Linked DNA regions of Mus musculus: region 2 is linked to region 1. Evidence: chromatin loops called from intact Hi-C (ENCODE). Cell type or tissue: gastrocnemius. All regions are shown on one strand. Each heading gives the region's core, and the rest is flanking DNA. Links, peaks and the distances in the headings are about the cores only. Region 1 holds the start of S1pr4 (sphingosine-1-phosphate receptor 4). Region 2 has its middle 5.9 kb from the start of Tle5.

The links. A loop is a pair of places that touch in the nucleus more often than their neighbours do. Peaks named below come from ENCODE experiments on the same cell type or tissue, not always from the same donor. Only the 100,000 strongest peaks of a DNase experiment are listed, where the experiment ranks them.
Region 2: it touches region 1 in a loop (4-fold over the local background); 17 of 42 quality-filtered maps call a loop at or near these places.

Annotation. Positions count from the first base shown.
Region 1 is chr10:81,499,634-81,507,960 of GRCm38, reverse strand. S1pr4 (sphingosine-1-phosphate receptor 4) reads left to right here and starts at 7,824. Exons shown (of 1, transcript NM_010102.2): 1 at 7,824-8,327. The coding sequence starts at 8,323. It overlaps Gna15 (guanine nucleotide binding protein, alpha 15), which reads left to right. Exons shown (of 7, transcript NM_010304.3): 6 at 1-33; 7 at 4,856-5,648. The coding sequence ends at 5,082. In gastrocnemius, for the core only: no CTCF peak of the experiment used is centred there; a DNase peak (open chromatin) is centred at 5,129; H3K4me3 peaks cover 852 bases; H3K27ac peaks cover 1,441 bases.
Region 2 is chr10:81,549,418-81,557,744 of GRCm38, reverse strand. No RefSeq gene overlaps it. Among named protein-coding and RNA genes, the nearest start is that of Tle5, 5.9 kb to the left of the region's middle. In gastrocnemius, for the core only: CTCF peaks have their summits at 1,277, 4,359 (motif pointing left) and 7,292 (motif pointing right); DNase peaks (open chromatin) are centred at 5,927 and 7,321; H3K4me3 peaks cover 777 bases; H3K27ac peaks cover 1,418 bases.

The DNA.
Region 1 (8,327 bases), core at 243-8,242:
CCCACCTGGCCACATACTTCCCCAGCTTCCAGGGTGAGTTGTTCCACAACATTCTATATCTTTCACCTCCCAAAAGTAGCTCCCCGGGGAGAACCTTCTCCAAGGCTCAGCCCTTAAGATGAGTCAGCAAAAGCTTCAAAGAGAATGGAACTCTTCTGTTCCTTCTGATAGACCTGACCTCATGGGCTTCAGTTTCTCCCTCTCTGGAATGGAAATTAAGACGATGCTCTTAGCACATGCCATTGAATGAGAAAAGATTCTATAAAAATCTGTTTCTGGCTGGGCGGTGGTGGCACACGCCTTTAATTCCAGCACTTGGAAGGCAGAGGCAGGCGAATTTCTAAGTTCGAGGCCAGCCTGGTCTACAGAGTGAGTTCCAGGACAGCCAGGGCTACACAGAGAAACCCTGTCTTGAAAAAACAAAAACAAAAACAAAAAACACAAAACAAAAAATAAAATCTGTTTCTGTGTTTGAGACAGGGGTGGAACTGCATGACCTTGAACATGATGGGCAGTGGTTCCACCTTGACCACGCCCCCAGCCCCATCAGTGGGGGATTCTAGGCAGGGCTCCACCCACACCACCTTGCCAGCCCAGCACTGGGGGGATTCTAGGTGGGGCTTCTCCCTGACCATGCCCCCAGTCCCCTCACTGGGGGATTCTAGGTGGGGTGCCACCCTGACCACGCCCCCAGCCCTCCCCCCACCGCACTGGAAGATCTTAAGTGGGGCTCCACCCCCGACCACACCCCCAGCCCTTCACTGGGAGATTTAAATCCAGCTTCTCCGTCCAGGGGCCAATCCTCCCTCACTTATCCTATACTATAGATGTCATAGCTCCATCAATCAATCCTTTTTCAGCAACGTCTCTATTTTTTAAAAAAGATGTTTTTATTTTTATTTATATGAGTACACTGTTGCTGTCTTCAGACACACTACAAGAGTGCTTTGAATCCCATTACAGATGGTTGTGAGCCACCATGTGGTTGCTGGGAATTGAACTCAGGACCTCTGGAAGAGCAGTCAGTGCTCTTAACTGCTGAGCCATCTCTCCAGCCCCATAACGTCTGTATTTTATCTCATTTGTGTAACCTTTCTTTTTTGTGTAACCTTTTTGGGTTTTGTTTTTGTTTTTTGCTTTTTTGTTTTCTGAGTCAGGGTTTCTCTGTAGCCCTGGCTGTACTGGACTTCAGTCTGTAGACCAGGCTGGCCTCAAATTCAGAGATCTGCCTGCCTCTGCCCCCAGATGTTGGGATTAAAGGCGTGCACCATGACTACCCACACTCAGCTGCATATTGGTGCAGAAATGTATGACACACATAAATAGTATTGAAAACTCACCTTCCACAAAGCAAGGCAGGCTGAAGCAGCTAGGTGGGGACTGCGTTTGCCCTCCCTCAGATCCATCTTGGAAGGGACGTAGCATTTGGAGCCCTGGGAACACACAGTGTTAGAAGGATCCTCTCTCTGTTGCTGAGGACACCATCCCGGCTTGAACCGGCTGGTTTGCCTGGCTCAAGGTCTCATGGTCAGGTTTTGGTTCTCTCTCTCTCTCTCTCTCTCTCTCTCTCTCTCTCTCTCTCTCTCCTTTTTGAGGTAGGGTCTCACTGCATAGCTCTGACTAGCCTTCAATTCTGTAATTCTGTAGACAGGGCTGGCCTAGAACTCAGATCTTCCTCCTGTGCACTGGGGTCACAGATGCCCAGGTCAGGGATTGGGGATTTGCTGAGTGAGGTTAAGACTGGTTGGTGGCTGGGACCAGAGGCACTGGGTGCCATCTCCCAGCTGCCCTGTGCTGCATGCACTGACCGAGGCTTGCTGTCTTCCCCCATTCTGGCATTCGATGTCCATTCCAGCTCTGTCACAGTGGTGACTCAGGGTGGCCAGACTTTCGCCTAGGTGGAGACTGCCTCTCATGATCAAGTCTCAGGGAAGTTTGGGTCACATCCATCACAGTCGGTTGACCGAGGCAGGTTTAGCACTGGGGGAAGCTGCTCTACCTAACTGTGGAGGGCAGGAGGAGGCAGCACCGGCCATCTTGGAGCCAAGCTCTCTCACATCTTGTGGCTGCTGGGGCAGAGGACAGTGCCCAGGGCCCTAAACCAACAGAACTGAGTTTCCTGCCAACTTAGGAGACCTGAGATCCAAAACTGGTGAGCATGAAACACCCACTGGGAATCAGGCAATGATCTACAATGCTGGGCAGATAAGATTCTGGGGGAGACTTTTGTCTCAGCCCCTTCAACAATCCATGCTTGATGCCAGGTCAAATGTCACTCACATTCAACTCTGGTGACCTCTGCTATGGGAATTTGACACTGGCTTTATTGCAGCTGAGAGCTTCTAAAAGCCCTGCTATGCTGTCCCAGCCCTGTCTTAGCTGAGACATCTCGAGAACCAGGCTGTGGCCTCAAGAGGCTGGGCGGAGGAAATGGGTGGTTTGGACGGACTGTTTACACCATCGGGCTGGCACAGTGCTTCAGTCACTGATCTATTCCATGACCACAGCAACTCGGGTAAAGGAAGTGTTTTATCACTGGTTCGTTTACCTCCGAAACTCAGAGGGTTAGTCTGTAACCATCATGGCGGGAAGAGGACAAGCACGGCGCTGAGCAGTAGTGGAGAGCTCCACACCCAGAGCGACTGTCAGAAGCAGGCAGAGAGAGAAGGAGACGAAACCTGGCAACTGATGGCCTTGGAATCCCCAGTGACACACCTCTTCCAACTAGGCCACACCCCTACAAAAGACCACGCCCCCACAACAAGACCACACCTCCTAAAATAGAGCCACACATTTACAACCAGGCCACACCTCCTCCAAGAAGGCCATACCTCCTCATCCTCTCCAAACAGGTCCACAAACTGGGGACCAAGCATCAACACACCAGCCTGTGGGGACAGCGCTCATTCAAACACCATGGACAGATCCAAAAACCTTATTTACCGCTGACATTTCCTCCCGTGTTTTGTGTTCTCTGACAATTTTTTCTTTTTCTTTCCTTTCCTTCCTTTCTTCCTTTCTTTCTTTCTTTCTTTCTTTCTTTCTTTCTTTCTTTCTTTCTTTCTTTCCTTCCTTCCTTCCTTCTTTCTTTCTTTCTTTCTTTCTTTCTTTCTTTCCCTCTTTCTCTCTCTCTCTCTCTCTTTCTTTCCTTTTTGTTATGTAAATTAACCCATTTATTGTGGGCTAGGCGAGTCTCAGACGTTAGGGCTTCTATGGTCTTTCAGTTACTTCGGTTTTCTGATGGCAGACTTCACTGTGACTGCAGAGGTGGTGTTGTAGATCCAGGCACCCGCTGGCCACTGTTTTCATGCAGGAACCTCAATGCCAGATGCCAAAAGCTCATCTCTTCATCTTGGTCTTATCCCAGAAGGAGCAAGTTTACTTGGAGTGCTGGCTGATTTCAATTTTCTTCACCATTTTCCGGAGGGAGGCACCATAGCAGGTCCCGTATTTCTGACAAGCCCTATCTTCTTGGTGCATTTAGCCATGTCACTGGAAACAAAGCCCAAACTGACAATTTTTTCCTAGTTACTTGCTTTAAAAGTCTAAAAATACCTAAGGATGTGGCTCAACAGCAGGGTGCTTGCCTAGCAAGTGAGAGACCCTGGTCTCTATTCCCAATATTGCCAGGAAACAACTTAAACTCAGGGAGTGGTGGCACACACCTTTTATCCCAGCACTCAGTAGACAGATGAAGGAGGATCTGTGAGTTCAAGACCAGCCTGGTCTAAAGTGTGAGTTCCAGAAAAGCCAGGACTACACAGAGATACCCCGTCATAGGGAAACAAAAGATTGAAACCTTGAATCTGAAGAGGCATTGCTCTTGGCTCAGTGAGTAAAGGGTGTGGCACATGCAAGCATAGGGACCTGGGTTCATCACAAATAGTTCAGTTGGCATGGTGTTGGGCTGATCCAGGAGGATCCCTCCAGCATCACCAGGTATACTGCCTAGCCAATTAGTGAGCTCCAAGTTCTGTGAGGCTCTGACTCAGAAAAGAACCACAGCCAAGGCATCCCTCTGCCCTGCACCTGAGTGTACACACATCCATGCACCCAACCACACACAGAGAAAGTAACACAAAGGAAAACTCATGGCACTCTGGTCAGATTCAAAGAAAAAGAAAGCACGTCCATAGAGCAGGATGTGCCCATTGCAGAGATGGAGAAATCGAGGCACAGAGAGGGGCAGCCACTGGCTGGCAGTTGAGCCAGAGAGGAATTGAAGCAGGCGTGGGACACATGGAGGCTGCCTGAGTCCTACTCTGTCCATTTTTGCCTCCTTCCGGAGTCCCTGCTTCCATACCCCTACTCCCAGAACTGAAGTTATAGGCACATGCATAGGCACACTCCTGTTTTTCTTGAATGCTAGGGATTCGAACTCAGGTTCCCAGGCTTGGCAGCAAGCACTCTTATCCTCTGAGCCATTGCCTTTGTCCTGGAAGCAGGATTCGAGCCCACAGAGTTCCCACTGCGGGCGGCCTCTCCCATCTTAGCACTTGAGTCCTCAAGCTGAGCCTGACAGCGCCATTTCAGGGACTGACACACATGGCGCCTGTCTTCAGTAAGGATGGCCTGAGTGGCTCTGCGCCCCCATCCCCGCCTAGTGAAGGATCCCCAGAGCTGTCACAAAGACCTGAGTTGAATCCCCAGCACTACACAAACCAGGCTTGATGCCGCTCACCCATCATCCAGCTCTGAGGAGATCAAGAGTTCAAAGTCAGCCAGGGCTACAGACTGACCTGGAGGGCAGCCTGGGCTATTTAGGGAAACCAGGGTAATCCCGGGCTATGTAGGGAGTTTGCGGCCAGCCTGGGCTATAAAAGGGAGCCCACTCAACCCCTCTCCCTCTCTGCAGGACCCCGGCGAGACGCAGAGGCCGCCAAGAGCTTCATCTTGGACATGTATGCGCGCGTGTACGCGAGCTGCGCAGAGCCCCAGGACGGTGGCAGGAAAGGCTCCCGCGCGCGCCGCTTCTTCGCACACTTCACCTGTGCCACGGACACGCAAAGCGTCCGCAGCGTGTTCAAGGACGTGCGGGACTCGGTGCTGGCCCGGTACCTGGACGAGATCAACCTGCTGTGACGCGGGACAGGGAACCCCAAGCGCGACGCGGTCGTGGCGAGGACATACCTCCCCCTGGTGGCCGCGCGTGGAACTGCAGGTCCAGGAGCTGCCAAGTGGGGAAGCCAGCCCACAGGGAGAGAGTCCCTGCTTCCTACTGGGCCCCCAAGCCCAGCTCCCCTGTAATTTATTCCCTCGCCCTTCTTCTAGTTGTTGGAGAAAGGACATGAGCCGGGTCTTTAACCCCAGCGCTCCGGAGGCAGAGGCAGGAGGATTTCTGTGAGTTCCAGGACCATGTTTTCAAAAACAAACAAAACCGGATAGAACTGTCCGGGACCTTGTGACTTCCCAGGGGCCCTGTTCACATCTTCCTGTGGGGACCATTTCATCTTACCAAAGGGGAAACCGAGGTCGGCAAGATGGCTGGTGAGAGTGCCTTGCCACCAAGCCTGACAACTGGACTTCAGGACCTGTTCAGTGGACAGAGAGAGGGAGCGGAGTCCTAGGAGAAGTTCTCTATCTCCTCAGGCGTGCATGGTGGTGACACACCTACCCACACAGATAAATAAATGTAATTTAAAAACAAACAATCAGGGAACTGAGGAAGAGAGAAATATCTCAGCTCTCAGGCGCTGAGGCAGGAGGATTGCAAGTTTCATGTCCTAAATTACAGCTCAGTGTTCTCACTGTGAGCCTGGCAGGGGCCAGGGCCAGGGTATTGACTCACAGAGACAATGTCAAATCTAGGCACAGAATGGAGTAGGGGGTTGGAGTGGCTCGGAGGGTAAAATGCAGGAGTTGGCAACTGCCCTGCTCATCAACAAGCCCCAGGTTCGGTGAGAGACCCAGGGAGCGACTGAAGAAAACATCACAGACTAGGGTATAGAGCTGAGTCATCTGCGCTTGTGTTTTGTGTCCCTGTCACCCAGTCACCCCACAACCCGCCCATGCCTTCCAAGCACTGGAGTTAGAGATCTGGCTGTTCTCAGGAGAATCCAGATGCAGAGTAAGCTGCACTTTACTAACTGAACTCCCTCCAGCTTCCTTAGACATATCTCCTTACACTGCTGCATAGTACTTCACTCTGAGACACAGAATGGCTTGGTCTGGGTGCTGGGGATGGCAGCCAGAGTCTTAGGAATTCTAAGCTGGACTCTACTGTTGTTTTGTGCCTGCCAACATTTTTGCATCTACCTGAAGCATCCCAGAGTATTGTCTTGTACAAGGGCCCTGGTGCTGTCTTCAGGGTGCATTTCGGGCAGGGAGATGGTACTTGCCCAGCTTGGTTACATACTCAAAGAGCAAAGAGCTGTTCTTTTTTGGGGGTTTGGTTTTGGTTTGTTTTATTTTGTTTTTGTTTTTTTGAGACAGGGTTTCTCTGTATAGCTCTGGCTGTCCTGGAACTTACTCTGTAGACCAGGCTGGCCTCGAACTCAGAAATCTGCCTGCCCTTGCCTCCCAAGTGCTGGGATTAAAGGCGTGCGCCACCACGCCTGGCGAGAGCTGTTCTTGAAGACTGACTAAGTGCCTGCTGTGGAGGTCAAGTGTTCGTAATCTTCTGTTCTGTTATGGTGCCTGCTTCATACCACATCAGCTTCCATAGCAGGCTGCAGGTGACCGTTCTGTCTGCACTCATTCTGGGGTGCTGTGCTCAGTCCTCCTTCATGCTGAACCCCAGTACTCACTTGAACTCAGTGCATGAGGCCCAGTCATGGGCTTGGCTGGAGTTGGCCTTTAGTCAGCACTATGTTGTGTCTGTGACTATGTTATTCAGGCTCAGGGTTCATTCTGGGATAAAGGCTCAGTATAGGGTAGAGGTTTGGGGAGTCAGTGCAGAGGGGCCCTGGCCAGAGTTTGTGCACTGTCTGACATCAAGTCTCTTCAGGGTCATGGCACAGAGCAAGAGCTGTGCTCAGGTAGGGTTGGGGCTCAGTGCAGGAAGGGGCTGAGGCTGGGATTGGGGCTCAGTGCAGGGAAGGAGCTGAGACTGGGGATTGGGGCTCAGTGCAGGGAAGGGGTTGAGGCTGGGGTCAAAGCACAGAACAATTGTGTAGGCTGAGGCTGAGTTGGCACTGCCAGGGGAGCTACAGGTGTCCTTGCACATTGATTAGACACCTGCTGTTTGCTGTGTGTTGACAAGCACTATGAAGCATCCCTAGTACAGGCAACAAAATCTTATTAAGCGCCTGGTGTGTGCAGATGACTTTTTCTTTAATAGGTGATTTTAAGCACCTACTATGTATTGGTGGCACATATTTATTATTATTATTATTATTATTATTATTATTATTATTAGGTATTTGTATTTTTTTTTTAGACAGGGTGTCTCTATTATGTAGCCCAGGCTGGCCTGGAACTTACAGAGGTCCTCCTGCCTCTGCCTTCCAAGAACTGATACTAATGGCATGTGCTGCTACACCCAATGTGACACATTTTTTAAGCACCTTCTGTGTACACACAGCAAACACTGATTAAGCACCAGTGAACAGTTCAGGGGTAAAGGTGCCTGAGGCAAAGCTCTAAGGACCCACATGGTAGAAGGGGAGAATGGACTCCTGTGAGTTGCCCTCTGACCCCAGCACATGAAAGGACACACACAGTCAATCAATAAATGTAACAAAAATTCTAAAAAGATATTAAGCACCTGTTATGCATGGGTGGTACTTGATGTGTTTGGATGACATTGATTAAGGCTTGGCTGGTGTATACAAGTGACAAACATTTATGACATTCTGTCTTTTCCTTTTTTTTTTTTTTTTTGGTTTTTCGAGACAGGGTTTCTCTGTGTAGCCCTGGCTGTCCTGGAACTCACTTTATAGACCAGGCTGGCCTCGAACTCAGAAATCCGCCTGCCTCTGCCTATGGCACGCTTTCTGTGTACAGTTGACAAATACTTATTAGGCACCTGCTGTATATATAAGCATACAGTTGGAACAGTTGGGCACAAGGGGGTGGGCAGAGGGATCTTGGATGCCAGGCTATGCCCATTGTCCAGTAGTGACTCCCCATCTAGTGCTTGCCTCCCATCCAAAGAGGGAAATTTGGTCCTGGGTGGGGTGCCATGAGAGATCATGCTCTCTAGCTCAGAGCCCCCAGAGTCACACCCACAGTTGCTCAGGATGCCCCTCCCTGCCCTGGCCTCACCCCCACCCACTCTGGGGCACCTTGAGCATAACAGGAAATTTCAAACAACAGGAAACCCAGGCCAGGCAGTGACTCCACCCTGCGGAGGCCTCTCTCAGTCTGTCCCCGGGGGAGGCCATGAA
Region 2 (8,327 bases), core at 267-8,266, 50 kb before region 1:
CCTTCCCTGTGATCATCGACCTTTCTGTGGCTTTCTGGCAGTCCCTGATTCCAACAGGGCCAGAGGTGTCAGGTGTCACAGCAGCAGCTGGTCCTATGTGGTCACATCCCTGCCTTGACTTTCCAGCCTCCAGGATGGCACAGTTTATCTTGTAGTAACTACTAAGTAGTTACTTAGTTACTTAGTTAGTCTAGTGCTGAGTACCAGACTCAGCAGCTTTTTTCTTTCTTTTTTTTTTTTTTTTTTTTTTCTTTTTGTTTTTTTGAGACAGGGTTTCTCTGTGTAGCTTTGGATGTCCTGGAACTCACTCTGTAGACCAGGCTGGCCTCGAACTCAGAAATCTGCCTGCTTCTGCCTTCTGAGTGCTGGGAGTAAAGGCGTGCGCCACCACTGCCCGGCCAGACTCAGCAGCTTAAGAGGATGGGACACCACTGAGGGAGGCCCAGACACAGGCCGGACACTGGAGAGCAGGGCAGGCCACTGCGGGCCCAGGAATCACCATGGCTGCTGTTTTTGAGACAGGCATTTGTTTGTTTGTTTGTTTATCATCTGAGCAGTGGTGGCACATGTCTTTTAAGTCTCATCACTCAAGAGGAAGAGGTAGTGAGTTCAAGGCCAACCTGGTCTACGGAGACCTCTCTAGGACAGCCAGTACTACACAGTGAGACCCCAAAAAGCCGATGGATGGATGGATGGATGGATGGATGGATGGATGGATGGATGGTTGGATGAATGTATAGATGGGTGGGTGAGTGGGTGGGTGGATGAATAAACAACAAACAAGCAATTTTTCCTTTCCCTTTATTTAATTATTTATTTATTCATTAATTCATTTATTCATTTTATATCCCAATCACAGCCCTCTTCCCCAAGACAAGTAATTTTTTATAGCATACAGGGAAGGAGAGAATTATTGTCAAGATGTGTTTAATGCGTGAGCTGACATATAAACTAACTTATTGGCTGTGATGTCCCAGGACTCTCCCTCATGCATGACAGGTTAGGAGGTCTGGGATGGTCTGCTCCAACCTCTTACTATGTACTCTCCGTTTTCAGGCTGGGTCTCACTAAGCTGCCCAGGCTGTCTTTGAACGTGGGATTCTTCTGCCTCAGCCCCTGCAAAAGCTAGGATAACAGGCTTGGGCCATGCAACCTGACTCTGTCAGGACATTCTTGTTTTTGTTTCTGTTTTTTATTTATTTCATGCATCCCTGCATGCACGTCTATGTGCACCACATGCATGCACTTCCCACAATGGCCAGAGGGGGCGTTGGGTTCCCTGGAGCTAGAGTCACAGATGGTGCTGTAACCACTGGACCATCTCTCCAGTTCCCTCTGTCTGCACCAGGCTCTGGCTTAAACACCTGAATGGGAAGGAGCTACCAGTGTCCCTAAGAGAATGAAGAACTAGAGGCTCAGAGAGGGGAGTTGACATGGCCAAAATCACACAGCAGTTGGCAAAGGGGCAGATGTAGTCTCCGTTTCATTGTACTGGGCCCATTTGCAGGGTTGGGCATGATGGCAGGTGACTCCAGGACATTGGCTGGAGTGAACTGCATTCTGGGAATTAGGAGTTGAGCTATTACCCAGAAGGAGCTGGGCACCCTGTGAGGTGCTAGAGAGAGGGGGGTTCTCTGTCAGCCTTGTCCTTTGAATTCTGTGGGTGTCCTGGGCTTTGCCAGTGCTGGCCACTATGCCTGGCTTCCACTCACTCCATGTGAAGAGTGATACATGTCCCCAGGCATCAAGTCCTGTGACATCACTGTCACCCCCAGCTAAAACCTGGGTTCACTGGGCAGAGTGCACCCAGCATGCACCACAGAAAACTGTCTGTGGAAGCAAGTAGGTCAGGAGGTCAGAGCCATCACTCAAAACAGTTTGTCTCAGGCTAGCCTGGGCTACATGAGACCCTCCCAAAAGAACCTCACCTAAAAATCCCAGAATGGGGGCTGTCAACCTGCCACTCAAAATAGAACAGTTTGCGGCCTGGACTGTGGGAGTCCTGCCTCCCCTGACACCCACATACTCAGTCCTCAGCTTTGGGTCCTCGGGGCCACTCACTGTGATGACCTGTCTCAAGTATCCAATAGTGGGATACTCACGTCTCTTCTGGCTGGGATACAAATGACCAACAAGCCACATGGGAGAGCACAGGCCTCCATGGTGAATGATGGATAGAGGACCCAGTGTGAGTGACAGGTCAGGGCAAACGGGCAGGCAGCCGCTGGGCAGCAAGGCCTCCCTCTGTGAAGAGGGTGAGGTAGGAGTGGGGCTCGTCTGTCCATCAGGTCTAGAGCTTCAGGCCGGCCACCCTGGCCTGACTGTGGGTCTTCACATGGGCTGAGTTCCCCAAGGCAGAGGCTGCCCCAAGGGATCACTTCCAAAATGGAGTCTTTCCCATTTGCCCCCTCTGTGAGCATTTACCTTCTGTGTGAGGGTGTGCAGCCTTCAACCTGAGGAGGCGCTCACCTGTCTTCCCATCCCACCCCTACCCATGCCTTCCTCTCCCTGACACTGCTCTCCCTGTGCCCCAGAGAGCTGCTCCTCTGCTCCTCCAACGACCCTGCCTCAGGGCCTTTGCACAAAGGCTGTGGGTGGTTTGGGTTTTTGTTTGTTTGTTTGTTTGTTTGTTTGTTTTGTTTTGTTTTGTTTTGTGGAATCCAGGCAGAGTCAAGACTGGATGTGCTTATAGTCAGTATTTTTAGGACTTTATATACATTTTCTTCCTTTTTTTTAAGATTTATTTATTTTATGTATATGAATACACTGTACCTGTCTTCCAACACACCAGAAGAGGGCGTCGGATCCCATTAAAGATGGTTGTGAGCCACCATGTGGTTGCTGGGAATTGAACTCAGGACCTTCGGAAAAGCAGTGCTCTTAACCGCTGAGCCATCTCTCCAGCCCTCATTTTCCTCCTTTTTGAGCATGGTGGAGTCCTTCTCAGCTACTTAGTGAATGTAAAGCAAGTCTGGGAGAACCGAGTGAGTCCTTCAGCTGAGACTTCAAGGCTGTGGGGGTGGGGGGGGTGGGGGGGGATGGGGGTGGTTTTCTCTGAGTGAGCATAGATCCCTGGGGTCCCCAGTACTTTAAACAACAACAACAAAAACCAACTGACCACATACCATCCCATCTTTGGCTCACCTTGGAGTTTCCAGTCCTCCACCACTCAGCCTTGACCCAGCTCCCAGGCAGTGGTGGCTGTGACCTCTGCCCTCCCCACCTGTTGTAATGTAAATACCATGTCCAGGAAGGTATTAAATTTGCCCATCCTGCCTTCATTCCTTTCATCTCCAAAACCTCAGCCAAGGACCAACGCTCAAAATGCTTGGTTTTATTTTGTTTTTTTGTTTTTTGTTTTTCTTTTTGAGACAGGGTTCGTGTAGCCCAGGCTGGCCCCCAACTCCTTTTGTAGCTGAGGCTGACTTTGAACATCTGAGGCCCTTGCCTCCACACCTGGTTTATGCAGCACTGGGGGGTGGAGTCTGGTATCCTCCTGGGTATGTGGGGCAGCAGAGGCTGACAGGAGCCTGTGGCCTGGCTGAGGGGACTGGAATCCCTTCCTGCCTAGATCCCATCCCCCCCATGTCCTCAGGGACAATGTCTTATGTTTTTGAGATTTCTCTCTGCTCAGGGATACCTGACCCACTCGGGGGAGCTGGCACCTCAGATCAGGGAGTCACCTGGGGTGCTTAAGGGCTTTTAAGGTCTTGCCCAGCCTCCCAGGGGGGCTGTCGTTGTATTTCTGAGGTTGAGTGTGTCTCTTGAGACACTTGGGGTTATTTGGGGAACAGAAAGGCCTGGGCTCCCAGATGGTTTTCGTTGGTCTCTGAGGTGCTCAGCAGCCAACACCTAGAGGGAGGCGATGCCCATCTCTAGGCCTCTGTTTGGGCCTATGGGAGGCAGAGAATCAAGGAGGCAGAGGCAGAAGAATCAGGAACTCAGGGGCATCCTTTGCTCCTTAACTGAGCTTGGAGCCAGCCTGAACAACACAAGACCTGTTTCAAAACCCAAAAACTTTGTGGATGGAAAGTTTGCTGAGTGGGTAGAGGGCTTATCACGGGCCCACAAGGACCCAGGTTCAGAGTGACAAATAGCTGGGCTTGTGGCCCAGATGCTGTTTCAGGTGGCAGGAGGGACCGCAAGGGAAGCCCTGGGGAGCCCTGGGGAACCCTGGCTGGCTCGGCTTCACTGCTATACTCTAGGCCCAGAAAAAAAGAGAGGGAGCTGGAGGGGACTGCTCAGTGGCTACAGCACCGGATACTCCCACAGAGGATGGGGCTCAGTTCGTAGCACTCACATGGGGTTCACAATTGTCTGTAACGACAGCTCCTGAGGACATGACACCCTCTTCTGGCCACTGTGGGTACTGCATGCACAGCATGTACAAACATGCAGGCAAACACAAATAAAATAAAAATAAATAAATCTTCAACATAAAAGAATTTAAAACCTTAAACAAACAAAACCCAAAATATCTTAGAGACCACAGTGCATCATTTTTTGTGGTTGGTTTGGTTTGGATTTTTTTTTTTTGGGGGGGTGGGTGGGTGGGGGGAGACAGGGTTTCTCTGGCTGTCGTAGAACTCACTCTGTAGACCAGGCTGGCCTCGAACTCAGAAACCCACCTGCCTCTGCCTCCCAAGTGCTGGGATTAAAGGCGTGCGCCACCACTGTCCGGCTTTGATTTGTTTTTTGAGACAGGGTTTTTCTGTGAAGCCCTGGCTCCTGGAGCTCAATCTGTAGACCAGGCTGGCCTTGAATTTACAGAGATGCCCCTGCCCCCGCCCCCGCCCCTGCCTCCTGAGTGCTGGGATTAAAGGCCTGTGCCATCATACTCTGCATTCAAAACACAGGCATTTAGTCAGGGAAGGAACATCTTGAGCTGACTGCCAGTGAGGACAGAGGGGGCTTCCCCAGACCCCCCATTAAGCTTACACATCTAGTGTCAGCCATCCCGAGGGAATTCGGACTGTACTTCCTTTGCAACAGTAGGCTCAGCATGATGAGGTCTATAACTTAAAGTTGAGAATTTTCTCAGTAAGCAGCTTTGGCTGCCAAAAGGCGGTCTGAGGGGCTCAGAGAGGTCAACACAGCGCTCTAAAGACATACAGCTTCCTGGGAAAAGTGACATTCAACCTGGATCCTGGCCTAGGAGAGCCAATCACAAGGTGAACTGGTATCTCCAAGTGCTGGCACTGGCCTGCTCACGTCCTGCTGGGAATGTTTGATGGTCATACTGTGTGCCATTAGACTTAAGGGTGTGTGCTGGGAAGGCAGGGATTCGAACTATGGTCCTCAGGTTTGCCCAGCACACATTTCCCCAGCTCATGGCTCTGGGATCTTGAGAACTCCAGTGAGCCATGTTATTGTTGCCCAAGTGTTTTGGGAGCCAGTGGCTTCTGAGGGGGATTGCTCACCTGTGATGGCCATGTCACCCGCTTCCCATAATCCTTCTTGTGCGTCTATCCACACCGCATCACTTCTCTTTTTGAGTTAATCTTGAAAGCACACAGCTCCGTCCCTTTGTATCTTTTTCTATGAAATGGGTGTTAGGCCCAAGTTAAAGACTCAGAAACTTGAATTTTTAATTTGCAAAGAACCCACAACCAGCCAATTCTCCACATACATTAATTCCTAAAACAGGGCCAGACCTGGATGGAGCTACAGATGGCCATCCCTAGAGACCTTTATGCTCAGCACCCAGGACCCACACAGGGACTGAGCTGGTCCTGTAGTGACGCCTCCCCTGGGACTCAGGTGAAATCCCAGTTCCAGGATCCGGAGCCGGTGGCCAGGGCCGCACCCAATTTTTTAACATCAAAATTGATAAAATGCCGGATAGTCACAGAAGGCGAAGTTTCTAGTACGGGCCACACGGGGGCAGCAGCTTCCCAGATTTGACTGTCACCCCTCCCCCAAACCCCACCTGTGGAAGGCCTGGCGGGTGCTGATGTCATTTCCAGGCTTGGTGAGCACGGGCTCCCTCAGGGTGCTTCAGACTGACGCAGCATGGCCTAGAAGGCGAGTCCAGGGGGTCCTTCAGGGTGATGTAGACACTGGGCTAGGTTGTCCCTAGTGGTATATCTTGGGTTCTGCAGGGTGTTGAGCTAACTAAACCCAGGCTTCCACCCATTTCATGCCAGGAGCTCTCCCAGTTCACTGGGGGTTGAGCCAATCCTCTCCCCACCATACCCCAGCCCCTCACTGGGGGATTCTAGGCCTTGAATTTATTCCAAGCAGTACGGTAGGAGCTACAGGGCAAGCTGTATGAGAGACTTGAGGCAGGTCTTGTTCTTACTGGAAGCCTGGTGATTCTGGGCTGGAGTGGAAGGAAAGATTGGGCCTAGATGAATTCATGGGGAGGTAGATTAAATATCTCACAGAGTAACACTGAAGACAGCTACTTAGAAGAAGAAACATTTGAGTTAAAGTTTTTGAAGCAAGTATGTGAGTTCATGGGCTGGTGAGATGGCTCAGTGGTTAAGAGCACTGACTGCTCTTCCGAAAGTCCTGAGTTCGAATCCCAGCGACCACATGGTGGCTCACAACCATTCGTGATGAAGTCTGACATCCTCTTCTGGTGTATCTGAAGACAGCTACAGTGTACTTACATGTAATAATAAATAAATCTTTTTTAAAAATTGATGTTAGGGCAGCCTGTCTAAGGAGGCAACCCATGAAGGAGCTAGATGGGTCACTGACTGGCCACCTCCAGTTACCTGGCCCAAAGCTGGAAGCTGGGGACATGCTGTGTGTGGGTTTACTGTCCTTGTCCTGAAGGAAGCCAGGTTGGGTCGGGTCTCAAAGGAAGCTGGGAGAATAAAAGGAGAAACAGTCCTTGGAGGGTGGATGTCGAGGTGGCTGCTGCTGCTGCTGTGGTAGGAGGATTGCAGTGAGTGTGAGAAATGGAGGAAGTGAGTAATGCCTATACCTGCTCAGGACGCAGAAGCAGGCAGAGCTCCGTGGGTTCAAGGCCACCCTGGTCTACAATAGCAAGTCCAGAATAGCCAGGGATACATAGTGAGACCTGCCAAAAAAAAAAAAAGCAAAACAAAATCTGCACCCCTCATTCTCCCCATCTCTCTGCAAGTGCAAGCTGTGGCTGGGCCTGGAAAGGAACGCTTGGCCTTGAAGCTCTTGGAGGCAGGAAATGGAGGCGCTGAGGCCGGCCTCTCGATTTGAGTTGATATTCCAATAACATGGAGTTGGGAGAACAAAAAGAGAAAGCTGAGATTTGAACCAGGAACTGGGTGATCCTCTCCATCAGGCTAGCAGCTCTGCCATAGCTGGCCTTTCCACAGCGGCCACCAGAGGGCACCATAGGCGTCAGCATCCTCCTAGACCACCTTTGTCCGGGTCAAAGCCCAGTCCCTGCTGCCTTCCTCCCTGCCTGCCTCCCTCCTCCCCTGTGCAGCCACAGGAGCCCTGGGGTGCTCAGCACAGGCTTGTCCTGACCCAGGGCCTTTGCCCAGGCTGTGAGCTCTTGCCCGAGACAATCTTGTAGACAATCTACCAGAAAGGCCCTCACTTCCTCAAACTCGCTGCTACTCTCTTGCCTCAGCCTTCCACATACCTGGGACCACCTGATTTACTGGTGTATTTTTTAAAGTATAATTCAAAAGTGAAATTCACATTGCAGACTGTGACGTTAGTGCCCTTGGTGTACTTCAGATTGTTCAGCTAGCTGATGTAGAACATCCCATCTTCAGCCAGTTCCATCGTGTCTTCCAAGGTCCCTCCGTGCCATGGGGTGTCACAGCCTTGCTCCCATTCACTCCAGTGGGTGAGGGACTGTACCACTTCCCCATCCATCACCACAAACACTGGCTGTTCCTATTTGGGGTTTACGAATGAAGCTGTAACTGATCACAGAGGAGTTTTGTCTCTGCCACTATCAGAGTTCCTGAGACAGGGTCTCATGTAGTTCATGTTAGCTTAGGCTAGCTCATGTAGCTCAGGCAAACCCCAAACTTACCATGTAGATGATGATGACATTGGTTTACCGGCCTGCCTCCCAGTGAGCAGTGTACTCACAGCTGGTTTATATGCACTGGGATGGACCCCGGAACCTCGGCAGCCATCCCCACCCACCTTCCCGATGTAGCCTCTGCCCCTTCCTGTGGTGTTAGTGGCATCAGGCTGGGGTGAGTCTCCTGCTGACAGCACTGCTGACTGACACTGTCACTGACACTGAAGAATCACCCTTCGTGCTCCTGATGTACACACGTGCACAAAGCCCAGAGAGCCATAGCCAGACATGTGGCTCAAGGTGGTCATCTCAACACTTGAGAGGCAGAGGCAGGAGAATCACTGTGAGTTCCAGA